Linked DNA regions of Mus musculus: region 2 is linked to region 1. A link is a loop called in an ENCODE intact Hi-C map of the cell type or tissue named here. Cell type or tissue: heart. All regions are shown on one strand.

What was found. Peaks named below come from ENCODE experiments on the same cell type or tissue, not always from the same donor. Only the 100,000 strongest peaks of a DNase experiment are listed, where the experiment ranks them.
Region 2: it touches region 1 in a loop (2.8-fold over the local background); 5 of 42 quality-filtered maps call a loop at or near these places.

What each region holds. Positions count from the first base shown.
Region 1 is chr7:42,689,607-42,697,606 of GRCm38, reverse strand. It overlaps Zfp975 (zinc finger protein 975), which reads left to right and starts at 4,889. Exons shown (of 4, transcript NM_001008427.1): 1 at 4,889-4,956. The coding sequence starts at 4,954. It overlaps Gm38998 (a long non-coding RNA gene), which reads right to left and starts at 4,757. Exons shown (of 3, transcript XR_001778103.2): 1 at 4,656-4,757; 2 at 2,478-3,084. In heart, a CTCF peak has its summit at 4,652; a DNase peak (open chromatin) is centred at 4,786; H3K4me3 peaks cover 1,832 bases; H3K27ac peaks cover 967 bases.
Region 2 is chr7:42,637,883-42,645,882 of GRCm38, reverse strand. It overlaps Zfp976 (zinc finger protein 976), which reads left to right and starts at 3,279. Exons shown (of 4, transcript NM_001242388.1): 1 at 3,279-3,403. The coding sequence starts at 3,401. In heart, no CTCF peak of the experiment used is centred here; a DNase peak (open chromatin) is centred at 3,232; H3K4me3 peaks cover 1,154 bases; H3K27ac peaks cover 467 bases.

The sequences.
Region 1 (8,000 bases):
TTTAATCCTACTACTTGGAAGACAGAGGCCTACAGATTTCTGAGTTCAAGGCAAGTCTGTTCTACAGAGGAAGTTCCAGGATAGCCTTGGCTAAACAGAGAAACCCTGTCTCGAAAAACCAAAAATGAAATAGAAGAATGAAAGGAAGGAAGGGAGGGAGGGAGGCAGGGAAGGGGGGAGAAAAATTGTCCTTGCAAAATATCATACCCCTGTTTTATTCTATGAACATTTTCTTTTTTTTAAAGATTCTCTCTCTCTCTCTCTCTCTCTCTCTCTCTCTCTCTCTCTCTCTCTCTCTCTCTCTCTCCTTTCTTCCTTCCTTCCTTCCTTCCTTCCTTCCTTCCTTCCTTCCTTCCTTCCTTCCTTCCTTCTGTTCTTCTTCTTGTTCTGTAGTACAGCTTAAAAAGTCTGGGATACTGATTCTCCCAGAAGTTCATTTATTGTTGAGAATAGTTTTTGCTATCCTGGAGTTTTGGTTATTCCTGATGAATTTGAAAATTGCTCTTTCTAACTCTATGAAGAATTGATTTGTAATTTGATGGGGATTGGATTGAATTGGAATAATGTGTTCACCGGGCGTGGTGGCTCACGCCTTTAATCCCAGCACTCGGGAGGCAGAGGCAGGCGGATTTCTGAGTTGGAGGCCAGCCTGGTCTACAAAGTGAGTTCCAGGACAGCCAGGGCTACACAGAGAAACCCTGTCTCAAAAAAAAAAAAAAAACAAAAAACAAATAAATAAATAAATAAATAAAAAATAGAGTGTTCAGCAAGATGACCATTGTTAGTATATTAATCCTGACAATCTATGGAAGAAATTCTGTACCATACCCAACTTGAGAAATAAGTTTTATGGTGTAACTTTTCTCTTTTTTTTTTTTACAAAAATAAATTTAATCATTATTTTTGTGTATGAGTGTTTGTCTGTATGTGTGTCTGTACTCCATTCATTCCTGGTCCAGGAATACCAGGGGATGTTGTGAGAATTCCTGAAGCTGGAGTTACACATAGTAATGTGCAGCCTTATACACTGACAATGAAGAAAACTCGGTGCTCTAGAAGAAATTTCAATTCTCTAAACATTTAAGATATTTTCCACCCCAAGTTTTCTATTTTTTTTAAGATTTATTTACTTATTGTATGTATATGAGTATAGCTGAACAGATGGTTGTGAGCCATCATGTGGTTGCTGGGAATTGAACTCAAGACCTCTGCTTGCTCTGGCCCTGCTTGCTCTGGCCCCTTTATTGTTATAGGTAAGTACACTCTCTTCAGATACACCAGAAGAGGGTATCAGATATCATTATACATCGTTGTAAGCCACCATGTGATTTGAACCCAGGATTTGAACGCAGGGCATGCAGAAGAGCAGTCAGTGTTCTTAACTGCTGAGTCACCTCACCAGCCCCAGTTTTCTACTCTTGATAATGTTTCCCATCCAAGGCATTCTAGGTTTCTGGTGGGCCAAAGATCTGTCAAGTAGGCCCCTGTAGGTATTAGACAGGAAAGTGGGCCACTCTAAGAGATGAGAATGAGAGTTAGGTGCAGACTGACTTTGTCAACCTGTATCAGAATTCAAGAAGTTTAATATCATGTGGTTCATTGTCAGCATATTGAAAGCACAGTACAATTTGGGAAAAGGTGTCCAGGCAGAAATCAGTCCAATCAGTTCAATTCCAAGTTCACAATAAAGTTTAATATGTGACTACATAGAAACCCTTTTACAAAGTACATGTAACTGTGAGGAGGGCTTCTGTAGGTAGAAGACCTGGCATCTAATGATTGGTAACCATCTAGGAAGGAAAGAGTTAAAGACAGTCATTTTGGAGAATTTGAGTAAGGTCTGCCTCTATAGCAAACATTATATGAGATCTGCCTACACAAAGAGCCAAAAGGTCACTGGATCAGTACGAAAATGCACTTCCAGCTATTTAGGTTGAATGTAGGTATTTTTTTTTCCTTCATTGAATGCAGGCCTCTGTATATTTAAAATTCCTAGTATCCTTGGTGATCTGTGGCTGCAAGGACCTTTGTGCCCCAACACCCTGTTCCACATTAAAGAGTGAAGCTCTTTTGCAAGTGGGAAAAGTAGCTGAAGGGCACATATCTGGATGCCTCAATCCAACTTGGGAGGGAAAAGAAAGTAACCAAGGTGGGGGAGGAACAGAGGGAAGGAGGGGCCTGGGTGGGAGTGGGGACAGGAAGGGGGACTAGGGAACATGATCAGGTATTGGGTTTGGGGAACAGGACTGAAGCCCTGAGGGTCAACAGAGAGGATGGAAACAGCTAACTCTGGAGGTAGGGGGACACTCTAGAATGTACTGGTGACAGGGAAGTTGAAAGACTCTAAGGATTCAAAGGGAGGGATCTTGGATAAAGTGCTCTAGAGTGGGGAGTAGGAACTTGTAGAGTCCACTTCCAGTGGAGGAACATGATAAGTGGAGAGATGAGGTTTTGATCCCACAGTCAAAAGCTCTTACCCAGAATTGTTCCTGTCTGATGAAACTGCAGGGACAAAATGGAGAAGAGCAGGAGATAAAGGACATCTAGTGACAGGCCCAAATTGGGATCCATCTCACGGGGGTCCAGGGTCCTGACATTGTTAATGGTACTGTGATATGCTTGCAGACAGGATCCTAGCATGGTTGCCCTCTGAGTAGCCCAGCAAGCAGCTGAAAGAATCAGAGGCAAATAATAGCACTCAGCAAATAGACAGAAGTCTGGGACTGCCATGGTTGAATTTGGGAAAGCTGGAAAAATCTGAGGAGAAGGGTGGCCCCAGGGAAAGACCAGCAGTCTCAACTGACCTGGACCCTGAGATCTCTCAAGACACTGAGCCACCAAGCAGGCAGCATACAACCAACCAGGCAGCTGTTATGAGGCTCCCAACAGCAGAGGAATGCATCATTGGGCCTCAGTGAGAGAAGATGTACCTAACCATGAAATGACTTAAAGCCACAGAGATTGAGGAAGCCTGGTGGTGCTGAGTGGTGGGGTGTTGACATCCTCTTGGAGACCGAGGTCGGGGTAGAAGGTATGGTATGAAGAATGGTCACGGGGCAGACAGGGAGGAGGATGAAGTATGGACTGTAAAAAACAATTAATGAATAAATTTAAGTAAGTTTTAAAATTAAACAAAAAGCATTGCTTTGGAAATGACTCCCAGGTTCTCCTTGCCTGCAAATGGAAGGAAATCTGTCTTAACTCTTCTGCCTTGCCTCTTGTGATGGTTATTCTTGGTCGTCAAATTGGCTATACATGGAATTAGTAAAATTGCTACAGTTCCGGTACTGTGAAGGATTTTTCATGATTATATCTTTTTAAGTTGTAAACCCTCTTTTAAATCTGGATCTTCTGAAGTGATAAGAGATATATTTAATCTAGGCCACAGCTTCTAGTGGCAGACTACATTTATAAAGGTCACTGAAGATGGTAATTCTCTCTCCTGGTCTTCATATCTTACCCTGACCAGCAAGCTCAGTTTTTGGAAAACTGGCCTACTTATTCCTAATTGTTATGTAGACTGAAGTCCAGCAGTGTCATCCAGCCACATGGACTGAGCCACTACTATATTCTTCATCTGTCCATTTGCAGACAGCCATTGTTGGACTGGTTGGACCACAGCTTACAAGCCATTCCAATAAATCCACCTTCTACATATACAGAGAGATTCGATCTATCAGTTTTGTCCATTAGGATACCTTTATTAATACAGCTGTGGGTTTTTTCCTCTTCCCACTAAGGAAGATGTGCTGGCTAGCAATACTGTTGTGTAGAGTTTGTCATCTTTTTCCTGCTTTGCTCCCAGGGCTTTGTAAAATCTGATGCCTACCAGGTGAAACATAGCTGCAGTTTACCTGACCTGACCTGACCATGAAACCTCAGAACAAAAATCTTAGTGTTTCCTAAAAATCTCCTCAATTGTCAATATTCTGGGTGCCCTTCCCCTATGGGCTGGGTTGTTTATTTCACTGCAAGTTAAATAATGGGCCCTGCAAGCTATCTTCCTTGATTACAGGAGGGAGAAGGGAAGTGCTGGAAGACAGAAGCAAGACTTTCCCTCCCCCTGCTGCTTGAGGAATTCTCAGTTTACAGAAGCCTTTCCCTTCCCCCTGCTCCTTGCCCTTTCCCTGCTAATATAAACAAGCCTTTCCCTGCCAGTGTAAAGAAGCTCAAGACTGCCTGCCTCCTTCCCCATCTGAGAGGACTGACTAATGGTCAAAATGACCACAACTGCCATAGCAAGACTAGCTGTTCTCAAAATTAGCCATAACAATAAAAACGGTCCCTGGGACCCCGGCCTCAGTTTGAATTCTAAGATAAACCGACCTTGCTGACAGTTTCTGACATCGCTGGCTGACACCAAAAGTAAAAAACATAACTGTTACTTTGCTAGCCAACAATGATAAAGTTGTGTAACCCTCCCCCCAAGCCCCGCAAATGAAGAGTAGTAAAAAAAAAAAAAAAACCTTTACTGTAAGCAATCTGGGTTGACTCTCCCTGCGAGGCTGAGCAACCCTGTCCGCATCGGAATAAAAACCTCTCGCCATTGCAGCGATCTATTGTCAAGCTGTGTCTCTAGGGGTCGCGTTCTCAACATTTGGGCCCCTGGGGTCCTAGCATAACCACTTTGCCTTATCCCATCAGTGCACTCTCACCCTACTTATCTGGAAAACGGTAGGCCATGGAACAGCAGCATGGGCCAGGAATCACTAAACTGCGTCCCTTCAGCACACACTAACCTTAAGAGAGGTGCTTATGTCACTCGAGACTTGCTGACCAATCAAGGCCTCCAGTCTGACCTGCCAGTCAGAAGTGGAGGCGGGTGCTTCCCGGTGCTTTGCTGTTGGTTCCGTGCTGTATCCGAGGAGGAGTGTGGTGTGGTTTGTGTGTCCTGCTCTGTGTGCTACTGCTGGGTGCTGTGAGGGGAATTCATGCGAGCTCTGAATCCGCGACATGGTGAGTATATGGCAGCTGCTTCCAATGGGAAGGGGCAGGCGATTGAACAACTGGAGCGAGTATGGTGAGTCCTCCCTGGGGCTGAGTACACATCGCGAACCTCTGCTACACAGGGAGGGCTACTTGTGAGGTTGTTTGTGGTCTTAGCTGCTCTGAATAACTCTGCTCTGGGGCTTTATCTGCGCGAATATTTAAGCATGGGCTGGTGTGTTGAAACCTTCTTGGCAAGATGGCAAACACAGAAATGCCTAGTTTCTCCAGTATCTTCTACAATTTTGTTTGTTTGTCTGGTTGGTTGGTTCTTTATAACTTTTGGATATTAGCCCTTAATTGGCTATAGGGTTGGTGAACATCTTTTGTCAGTTTGTAGGCTACTGTTTTGTCCTATTGACAGTGTCCTTCCCTTACAGAAGCTTTTCATTTTTAAGAAATGTATTAACTGTTGGTCTTAGATCCTGAGCCATTGATGTTGTATTCAGGAAATTCTGTGCCCTGTACCCGTGCGTTCAAGGATATTTTTGCTTTGTCTGCTATTAGATTCAGTGTAGCTGGTTGTAATTGAGGTCCTTGATCCATCCTGTGCAGGGTGATTCTTCTATACACACTGCCAGTTAGACCAGAACATTTGTTCACAATGCTTTCTTTTCTATTCTATGGTATTGGCTTCCTTGCCAAAGAAGTGTCCATAGGTGTGTGCGTTCATTTCTGGGTATTTGATTCTATTCGATTGATCTGCCTGTCTGTACTGATACCATTTGGTTTTTATCACTATTGCTATGTAGTACAGCTTGAGATCAGGAATTGTGATGTCTCCAGAAGTTCTTTTATGGTTCAGGAATGTTTGGGCTATCCTGGGAGCGTTTGTTCTTCCAAATGAGGTAGAGATTTCCATTTTCTATTTTTTTTTTAGATTTATTTATTTATTATATATAAGTACGCTCTAGCTGTCTTCAGGCATACCAGAAAAGGGCTTCAGATCTCATTACAGATGATTGTAAGCAATTATGTGATTCATGGGATTTGAACTCAGGACCTTTAGAAGAACAGTCAGTAATTTTAAATGCTGAGCTCTCTCCAGCCTGAGACTTGCAACTTCAATGTGTGTAGAAAATTGTGTTTGAATTTTGAGGGGAATTGCATTGACTTTGTAGATTGCTTTTGGTACTATGGCCATACTGACTATGTTTTTTGGTTGTCTGTTTTTCAAAACTGGTTTTTCTGAGTGATGAGCTTGTGGTCCTAGGACTTGTTCCATCTACCAGGTTAGCCTTGAATTCAGAGAGTTCTGCCTGCCTCTGCCTCTCTGCCTCTCTGCCTCTCTGCCTCTCTTACTTTCAAGTGCTGGGATTAAAGGTGAGCGCCACCATACCCAGCTGCCAGTTTTTCCTGTAATCCTTGTTACTGTTTGAATTTGACTGAAGTTTGGGTGCAGGACTTACTTTCTATGAAGTAGAGATGACTGCACTGTACACTGATTGTGCCGTGTAATGTTCACAAAGAGGACCCTGTGCCTTGGAAGGAGAACAGGAAGAGATCTGGTGACTCCAAAGTTTGACTAAAATACATTTTCCCAGTCTAGGGCTCTCTCTGGCCAGAGGCTGGAAGGACAGAGCTAGGAAGGCCTCACTGTCTGAGCCTTTTGATCTTTGATCCCTTAATGGAGTAGCTGCTACTTTCCTGAGAACTGGTTGGTTGTATCAGCCAATGAAGCACTCTGGGTAAGCCAAGAAATTAGTAGTACCAGTGGGTGGGGACTTACAGGTTCATTCCAGGATTCTTCTCTAAAGTAGCTGTAGCTAGCTATGAGGGAGTCCAGAAACCATGCCATGTTCAGGCTGGGAGCCACTGTCACCAGACCAGGAAGAGCAGGTCCAGTTAGCTAAAGAGTGACATGTACTGAGAGCTAGATTGTGGTTTTGTTAATACATATGGTAACTTGAGCAAAGGCTCTTGGCCCTTGAGCCTCACTAAGTATGAATTCCCTAGGGAGGAGTAGCTCTGGCAATGGAAGTGTGTGGTACTTATAATATCTCCGTCCATGGTACACACAGAGGCATTGGTTTTCGGATGCAGTGGGAAGTCCACTGGAAACTGGAAGGTCTAGTTCCTAGAAGTTCTGACCATTGCATTCCACATTCTGTTTTGTGTGATAACTTTTCCCAACAGTTATGAAACTGGTAGAGAGAAGGTGATAGAGATCATCCTTCAGTAATATTTGATTGGAATCCTTTGAACTTTTCATGACCACCAACTGCAAAGATGTGATTCAAGGAAACTCAACTATTGGTCATAATAGGAGTTTTGAAGATGCAGAGGTTTTCCAGGTGTGCATGGTATTGTGAAGGTGGACATGTCAGATTCCACATCTTGTGACAAAATCCATGTGACAGGAAGTAGACATTAAACTACTGTTTAACATGACCTTGTGTGCAAATCAGTAGGACTGGGACTTCCTGAAACCTACTTCGGGCCCGAGGGTCTACAAAGCCAGACAGAGCTTACCTTTCTGATCACCTTCATTTCCAAAGAGCATGGAGCCTCTCAGTGTGGAAGACAGAGCAGCAGTAAGTGGAGAGCCAGAAATATGACAGTATAGACGCTTCTATGAGTTATTTTGTGGAAATTATAAACCCCATGCTCAGAGTTTAAGAGCAGCGACTGCTGTTCTGAAGGTCCTGAGTTCAAATCCCAGCAACCACATGGTGGCTCACAGCCATCCCTACCAAGATCTGACTCCCTCTTCTGGAGTGTCTAAATACAGATGCAGTGTACTTACATATAATAAATTAATAAACCTTTTCAAAAATAAAAAATGGCTAATCTACAACTAGAGTGGAAGAAAAGCAACTGCTGGGGAAAAGTAAAAACAAAGGCTGCGGTTGATGGAGAAAAACAGCACTAGGGAGTTTCCATGGTAGTCAAGTGCTGACACAGACAGGAGTTTTAAGCATGGTATCACCATTAAAGAGCAAGCCTTTGCTCTCCATTTAAAGCCGAACATGGTTCCCAAATGTATCCTGCTAAGACTTGGAGTAATGTAATGA
Region 2 (8,000 bases), 52 kb after region 1:
ACTTTGTCAACCTGTATCAGAATTCAAGAAGTTTAATATCATGTGGTTCATTGTCAGCATATTGAAAGCACAGTACAATTTGGGAAAAGGTGACCAGGCAGAAATCAGTCCAATCAGTTCAATTCCAACTTCACAATAAAGCTCAATATGTGACTACATAGAAACCCTTTTACAAAGTACATGTAACTGTGAGGAGGGCTTCTGTAGGTAGAAGACCTGACATCTAATGATTGGTAACCATCTAGGAGGAAAGAGTTAAAGACAGTCATTTTGGAAAATTTGAGTAAGGTTTGCCTCTATAGCAAACATTATATGAGATCTGCCTACACAAAGAGCCAAAAGGTCACTGAGTCAGTATGAAAATGCACTTCCAGGCATTTAGGTTGAATGTAGGTATTTTTTTTTTCCTTCATTGAATGCAGGCCTCTGTATATTTAAAATTCCTAGTATCCTTGGTGATCTGTGGCTGCAAGGACCTTTGTGCCCCAACACCCTGTTCCACATTAAAGAGTGAAGCTCTTTTGCAAGTGGGAAAAGTAGCTGAAGGGCACATATCTGGATGCCTCAATCCAACTTGGGAGGGAAAAGAAAGTAACCAAGGTGGGAGAGGAACAGAGGGAAGGAGGGGCCTGGGTGGGAGTGGAAACAGGAAGGGGGAGTAGGGAACATGATCAGGTATTGTGTTTGGGGAACAGGACTGAAGCCCTGAGGGCCAGCAGAAAGGATGGAAACAGCTAACCTCTGGAGGTAGGGGGACACTCTAGAATGTACTGGTGACAGGGAAGTTGAAAGACTCTAAGGATTCAAAGGGAGAGATCTTGGATAAAGTGCTCTAGAGTGGGGAGTAGGAACTTGTAGAGTCCACTTCCAGTGGCGGAACATGATAAGTGGAGAGGTGGGGTTTCGATCCCACAGTCAAAAGCTCTGACCCAGAATTGTTCCTGTCTGATGAAACTGCAGGGACAAAATGGAGAAGAGCAGGAGATAAAGGACATCTAGTGACAGGCCCAAATTGGGATCCAGCTCACGGGGGGGTCCAGGGTCCTGACATTGTTAATGGTGCTGTGATATGCTTGCAGACAGGATCCTAGCATGGTTGCCCTCTGAGTAGCCCAGCAAGCAGGTGAAAGAATCAGAGGCAAATACTAGCACTCAGCAAATAGATAGAAGCCTGGGACCCCCATGGTTGAATTTGGGAAAGCTGGAAAAATCTGAGGAGAAGGGTGGCCCCAGGCAAAGACCAGCAGTCTCAAATGACCTGGACCCTGAGATCTCTCAAGACACTGAGCCACCAAGCAGGCAGCATACAACCAGGCAGCTGTTATGAGGCTCCCAACAGCAGAGGACTGCATCATTGGGCCTCAGTGAGAGAAGATGTACCTAATCATGAAATGACTTGAAGCCACAGAGATTGAGGAAGCCTGGTGGGGCTTGGTGGTGGGGTGGGGACATCCTCTTGGAAACCGAGGTGGGGGTAGAAGGTATGGTATGAAGAATGGTCACGTGGCAGACTATTAGGAGGATGAAGTATGGACTGTAAAAAACAATTAATGAATAAAAGTAAATAAGTTTTAAAATTAAACAAAAAGCATTGCTTTGGAAATGACTCCCAGGTTGTCCTTGCCTGCAAATGGAAGGAAATCTGTCTTAACTCTTCTGTCTTGCCTCTTGTGATGGTTATTCTTGGTCGTCAAATTGGCTATACATGGAATTAACTAAAATTGCTACAGTTCCGGTACTGTGAAGGATTTTTCATGATTATATCTTTTTAGGTTGTAAACTCTTTTTTAAATCTGGATCATTTGAAGTGAAAAGAGATATCTTTAATCTAGGCCACAGCTTCTGGTGGCAGACTACATTTATAAAGGTCACTGAAGATGGTAATTCTTTCTCCTGTTCTTCATGTCTTACCCTGACCAGCAAGCTCAGTTTTTGGAAAACTGGCCTACTTATTCCTAATTGTGATGTAGACTGAAGACCAGCAGTGTCATCCAGCCACATGGACTGAGCCACTACTATATTCTTCATCTGTCCATTTGCAGACAGCCATTGTTGGACTGGTTGGACCACAGCTTACAAGCCATTCCAATAAATCCACTTTCTACATGTACAGAGAGATCCGTTCTATCAGTTTTGTCCATTAGGATACCTTTATTAATACAGCTGTGGGTTTTTTCCTCTTCGCACTAAGGAAGATGTGCTGGCTAGCAATAGTGTTGTGTAGAGTTTCTCATCTCTTTCCTGCTTTTCTCCTGGGGCTGTGTAAAGTCTGATGCCTACCAGGTGAAACATAGCTGCAGTTTACCTGACCCGACCATGAAACCACAGAACAAAAATCTTAGTGTTTCCTAAAAATCTCCTCAATTGTCAATATTCTGGGTGCCCTTCCCCTATGGACTGGATTGTTTATTACACTGCAAGTTAAATAATGGGCCCTGCAAGCTATCTGCCTTGATTACAGGAGGGAGAAGGGGAGTGCTGGAAGCCAGAAGCAAGACTTTCCCTCCCCCCTGCTGCTTGAGGAATTCTCAGTTTGCAGAAGCCTTTCCCTTCCCCCTGCTCCTTGCCCTTTCCCTGCTGATATAAACAAGCCTTTCCCTGCCAGTGTAAAGAAGCTCAAGACTGCCTGCCCCCTTCCCCATCTGAGGGGACTGTCTAATGGTCAAAATGACCACAACTGCCATAGCAAGACTAGCTGTTCTCAAAAATTTGCTATAACAATAAAAACGGTCCCTGGGACCCCGGCCTCAGTTTGAATTCTAAGATAAACCGACCTTGCTGACAAAGTTTCTGACATCGCTGGCTGACACCAAAAGTAAAAAACATAACTGTTACTTTGCTGGCCAACATTGATAAAGTTGTGTAACCCTCCCTCCATGCCCCACAAATAAAGAGTAGTTAAAAAAAACAAAAAACTGTAGTTTAAGCAGTTGGGATTTACTCTCCCTGCGAGGCTGAGCAACCCTGTGCGCATTGGAATAAAAACCTGTCTTGCCATTGCAGCGATCTATTGTCAAGCTGTGTCTCTAGGGGTCGCGTTCTCAACATTTGGGCCCCTGGGGTCCTAGCACAACCCCTTTGCTTTATCCCATCAGTGCACTCTCACCCTATTATCTGGAAAACGGTCGGCCCTGGAACAGCAACGTGGGCCAGGAATCATTAAACTGAGTCCCTTCATCACACACTAACCTTAAGGGAGTTGCTTATGTCATTCAAGACTCGCTGGCCAATCACGGCCTCCAGTCTGACCTGCCAGTCAGAAGTGGAGGCGGGTGCTTCCCGGTGCTATGCTGCCGGTTCCAAACTATATCTGAGGAGTGTGGTGTGGTTTGTGTGTCCTGCTCTGTGTGCTACTGCTGGGTGCTGTGAGGGGAATTCAGACGAGCTCAGACCTCGCGACATGGTGAGTATATGGCAGCTGCTTCCAATGGGAAGGGGCAGGCGATTGAACAACTGGAGCGAGTATGGTGAGTCCTCCCTGGGGCAGGGTGCGCACCGCGAACCTCAGGTATACAGGGCCACTTGTGAGGTCTTTTGTGGTCTTAGCTGCTCTGAAAAACTCTGCTCTGGGGCTTCATCTGCGCGAATATTTAAGCATGGGCTTGTGTGTTGAAACCTTCTTGGCAAGATGGCAAACACAGAAATGCCTAGTTTCTCCAGTATCTTCTACAATTTTGTTTGTTTGGTTGGTTGGTTCTTTATAACTTTTGGATATTACCCCTTATTGGCTATAGGGTTGGTGAACATCTTTTCTCAGTTTGTAGGCTACTGTTTTGTCCTATTGACAGTGTCCTTTCCCTTACAGAAGCTTTTCATTTTCTAGAAATGTATTAACTGTTGGTCTTAGAGCCTGAGCCATTGGTGTTCTGCTCAGGAAATTCTGTGTCCTGTACCAATGCATTCAAGGGTATTTCCTACTTTGTCTGCTGTTAGATTCAGTGTAGCTGGTTTTATGTGAGGTCCTTGATCCATCCTGTGCAGGGTGATTCTTCTATACACACAGCCAGTTAGACCAGAACATTTGTTCACCGTGCTTTCTTTTTCTATTCTATGGTTTTGGCTTCTTTGCCTAAGAAGTGTCCATAGGTGTATGAGTTCATTTCTGGGTATTCGATTCCACTGATCTGCCTGTCTGTACTGATACCATTTGGTTTCTATCACTATTGCTATGTAGTACAGCTTGAGATCACGAATTGTGATGCCTCCAGAAGTTTTTTTATGGTTCGGGATTTTTTGGGCTATCCTGGGAGTGTTTGTTCTTCCATATGAGGTAGAGATTTCCACTTTCTATTTTTTTTGAGATTTAGTTATTTGTTATATATAAGTACGCTCTAGCTGTCTTCAGGCACACCAGAAAAAGGCTTCAGATCTCATTACAGATGGTTGTAAGCAATTATGTGGTTAATGGGATTTGAACTCAGGACCTCTGGAAGAACAGTCAATAATTTTAAATGCTGAGCTATCTCTCCAGCCTGAGACTTGCAACTTCAATGTGTGTAGAAAATTGTGTTTGAATTTTGAGGGGAATTGCATTGACTTTGTAGATTGCTTTTGGTACCATGGCCATACTGACTATGTTTTTTGGTTGTCTGTTTTTCAAAACTGGTTTTTCTGGGTGATGAGCTTGTGGTCCTAGGACTTGTTCCATCTACCAGGCTCGCCTTGAACTCAGAGAGTTCTGCCTGCCTCTGCCTCTCTGCCTCTCTGCCTCTCTGCCTCTCTGCCTCTCTGCCTCTCTGCCTCTCTGCCTCTCTGCCTCTCTGCCTCTCTGCCTCTCTGCCTCTCTGCCTCTCTGCCTCTCTGCCTCTCTGCCTCTCTGCCTCTCTGCCTCTCTGCCTCTCTGCCTCTTTGCCTCTCTGCCTCTCTGCCTCTCTGCCAGGCTTACTCTCAAGTGCTGGGATTAAAGGTGAGCGCCACCATGCCCGGCTGCCAGTTTTTGCTGTAATCATTGTTACAGTGTGAATTTGACTGAAGTTTGGGTGCAGGACTTACTTTCTATGAAGTAGAGATGACTGTACTGTACACTGATTGTGCCGTGCAATGTTCACAAAGAGGACCCTGTGCCTTGGAAGGAGAACAGGAAGTGCTCTGGTGACTCCAAAGTTTGACTAAAATACATTTTCCCAGTCTAGGGCTCTCTCTGGCCAGAGGGTAGAAGGACAGAGCTAGAAAGGCCTCACTGTCTGAGCCTTTTAATCTTTGATCCCTTAATGGAGGAGCTGCTACTTTCCTGAGAACTGGTTTGGTTGTATTAGACAAAGAAGGACTCTGGGTAAGCCAAGAAATTAGTAGTACTAGTGGGTGGGGGCTTACAGGTTCATTCCAGGATTCTTCTCTAAAATAGCTGTAGGGAGCTATGAGGGAGTCCAGAAACCATGCCATGTTCAGGCTGGGAGCCACTGTCACCAGACCAGGAAGAGCAGGTCCAATTAGTTAAAGAGTGACATGTACTGAGAGCTAGATTGTGGTTTTGTTAATACATATGGTAACCTGAGCAAAGGCTGTTGGCCCTTGAGCCTCACTGAGTATGTATTCGCTAGAGAGGAGTAGCCCTGGCAATGGAAGGGTGTGGTGCTTATAATATCTCCGTCCATGGTACACGCAGTGGCATTGGTTTTCGGATGCAGTGGGAAGTCCACTGGAAACCGGGAGGTCTAGTTCCTAGAAGTTCTGACCATTGCATTCCACATTCTGTTTTGTGTGATAACTTTTCCCAATAGTTAAGAAACTGGTAGAGAGAAGGTGATAGAGATCATCCTTCAGTAATATTTGATTAGAATCCTTTGAACTTTTCATGACCACCAACTGCAAAGGTGTGATTCAAGGAAACTCAACTATTGGTCATAATAGGAGTTTTGAAGATGCAGAGGTTCCAGGTGCGCATGGTATTGTGAAGGTGGACATGTCAGATTCCACATCTTGTGACAAAATCCATGTGACAGGAAGTAGAGATTAAATTACTGTTTAACATGACCTTGTGTGCAAATCAGTAGGACTGGGACTTCCTGAAACATACTTTGGGCCCGAGGGTCTACAAAGCCAGACAGAGCTTACCTTTCTGATCACCTTCATTTCCAAAGAGCATGGAGCCTCTCAGTGTGGAAGACAGAGCAGCAGTAAGTGGAGAGCCAGAAATATGACAGTATAGACACCTCTATGAGCTATTTTGTGGGAATTATAAACCCCGTGCTCAGAGGTTAAGGGCACAGGCTGCTCTTATGAAGGTCCTGAGTTCAAATCCCAGCAACCACATGGTGGCTCACAGCCATCCCTACCAAGATCTGACTCCCTCTTCTGGAGTGTCTAAATACAGATGCAGTGTACTTACATATAATAAATTAATAAATCTAAAACATAAAAAGTGGCTAATCCACAATTTGAGTGGAAGAAAAGCAACTGCTGGGGAAAAGTAAAAACAAAGGCTGAGGTTCATGGAGAAAAACAGCACTAGGGAGTTTGCACAGTAGTCAAGTGCTGACACAGACAGGAGTTTTAAGCATGGTATCACCATTGAAGAGCAAGCCTTTGCTCTCCATTGAAAGCCGATGATGGTTCCCAAATGTATCATGCTAAGACTTGGTGTAATGTAATGAGTAGACAAAGTGATTCAGAGTTCCAGGAAGCATCTATGCAAAAAGTGTTGGAATTGTGGTCCAAGCGCTGCAGGGTCCATCATCACAACTTGGAAGCAAAACTTGGCATGATCACTTATCTTGTACTGGTTCTGGAATTAGGAAAGATGAAAAAGATAATGTCATGAATTCTTAGTGTGTGGTTTTAGTTGCTCACTTATTCCAGCCTTCTATGTTTGAGAGAATCAGAGCTGCACTGAGGAGACTGTAAGACTTCCCTGCATGAAACTGTGAGGTTGAAGCCTGAGTTGCATTTTGAGACCAAAAGATGCTGATCCATCTGAGTGATGGGACATCTGCGTGGACAGCTGTGTGTAGGGAGTGGAAGTAACCAAAAAGGAAGATTTATGAGAAGTTGAAGGAGTAGGCCATCTAAGTCCTTCGAACCTGAAGCTGCATGAGTCTGAGACACAACTACAGGATTGGGTGTTTGTTCTGCTGGCGTTCTGTCTTGCTTTGGTTTAATCTTCTCTAACTTTATAATTCCTTTTTTTTATTTTTTTGAATGGGAATATGTATTCTATGCCTCTGTATGGTGGAAAGGTATAAATTGTTTTCTGATTTTACAAGATGTATCTGTCAAGAGAATGCCTTGACTGTCAACACAGAGTTTGGACATTCGAACAGGGTAAACATTGATGCAGAATATAGGAATTAGTAAAGTTAGACTATAAATGTTTTCATCCTGCGATGACCGTGAACTTACAGTGACCAGATGCAGAATGCAGTCAAATTGAATGAAAAATCTTCCTATCTGTGATGGTGTCTTTGCGCATCATTTGTCCTTAATAACTATTTGCAGGGAAGTCTTTGAAGCTTGTGTGAGAGGAAAGTTTCTAGATGAAAGATCTCCTTGAGGATAGGATTGGAGTGTCCATAGACCCATTTCCTGTTCTTTGTGTCTACTGGCTTGTGGTTAAAAGTGATCAGTCAGCTTCTTTCTCATGCTGTAATCATATGGACTCTATCCCTAAATCAAATATGATAGTGGAGAAGTAATTTCCATTCAGTCCTACCTGATTTTGCTATTGTAATGTTTTTATAGTTTTAGTTTTGTTGTTTTCTTTTTGAAGACAGGGTTTCTCTGTGAAACCCTGGATGTCCTGGAAGTAGTTATGTAGACTAGAATGGACCTACATTTAGAGATCTACCTATCTGGCTCTTCTCATGGGATTATATATGGGTCAAGATGCCTAGCTTTATTGTTTCTGGGCCTGGAATGGATTTTTTTTTTGCACATGACAAGCATGTATTGTTGTTTTGTGCTTCACTTACATTTTGAACAATAAAATTTGCCTTAACATATTATTCTAATTCCCAGGGTGGCACCAATTTGTGACATTAATACTGCCTGAATCTTTTGATTCA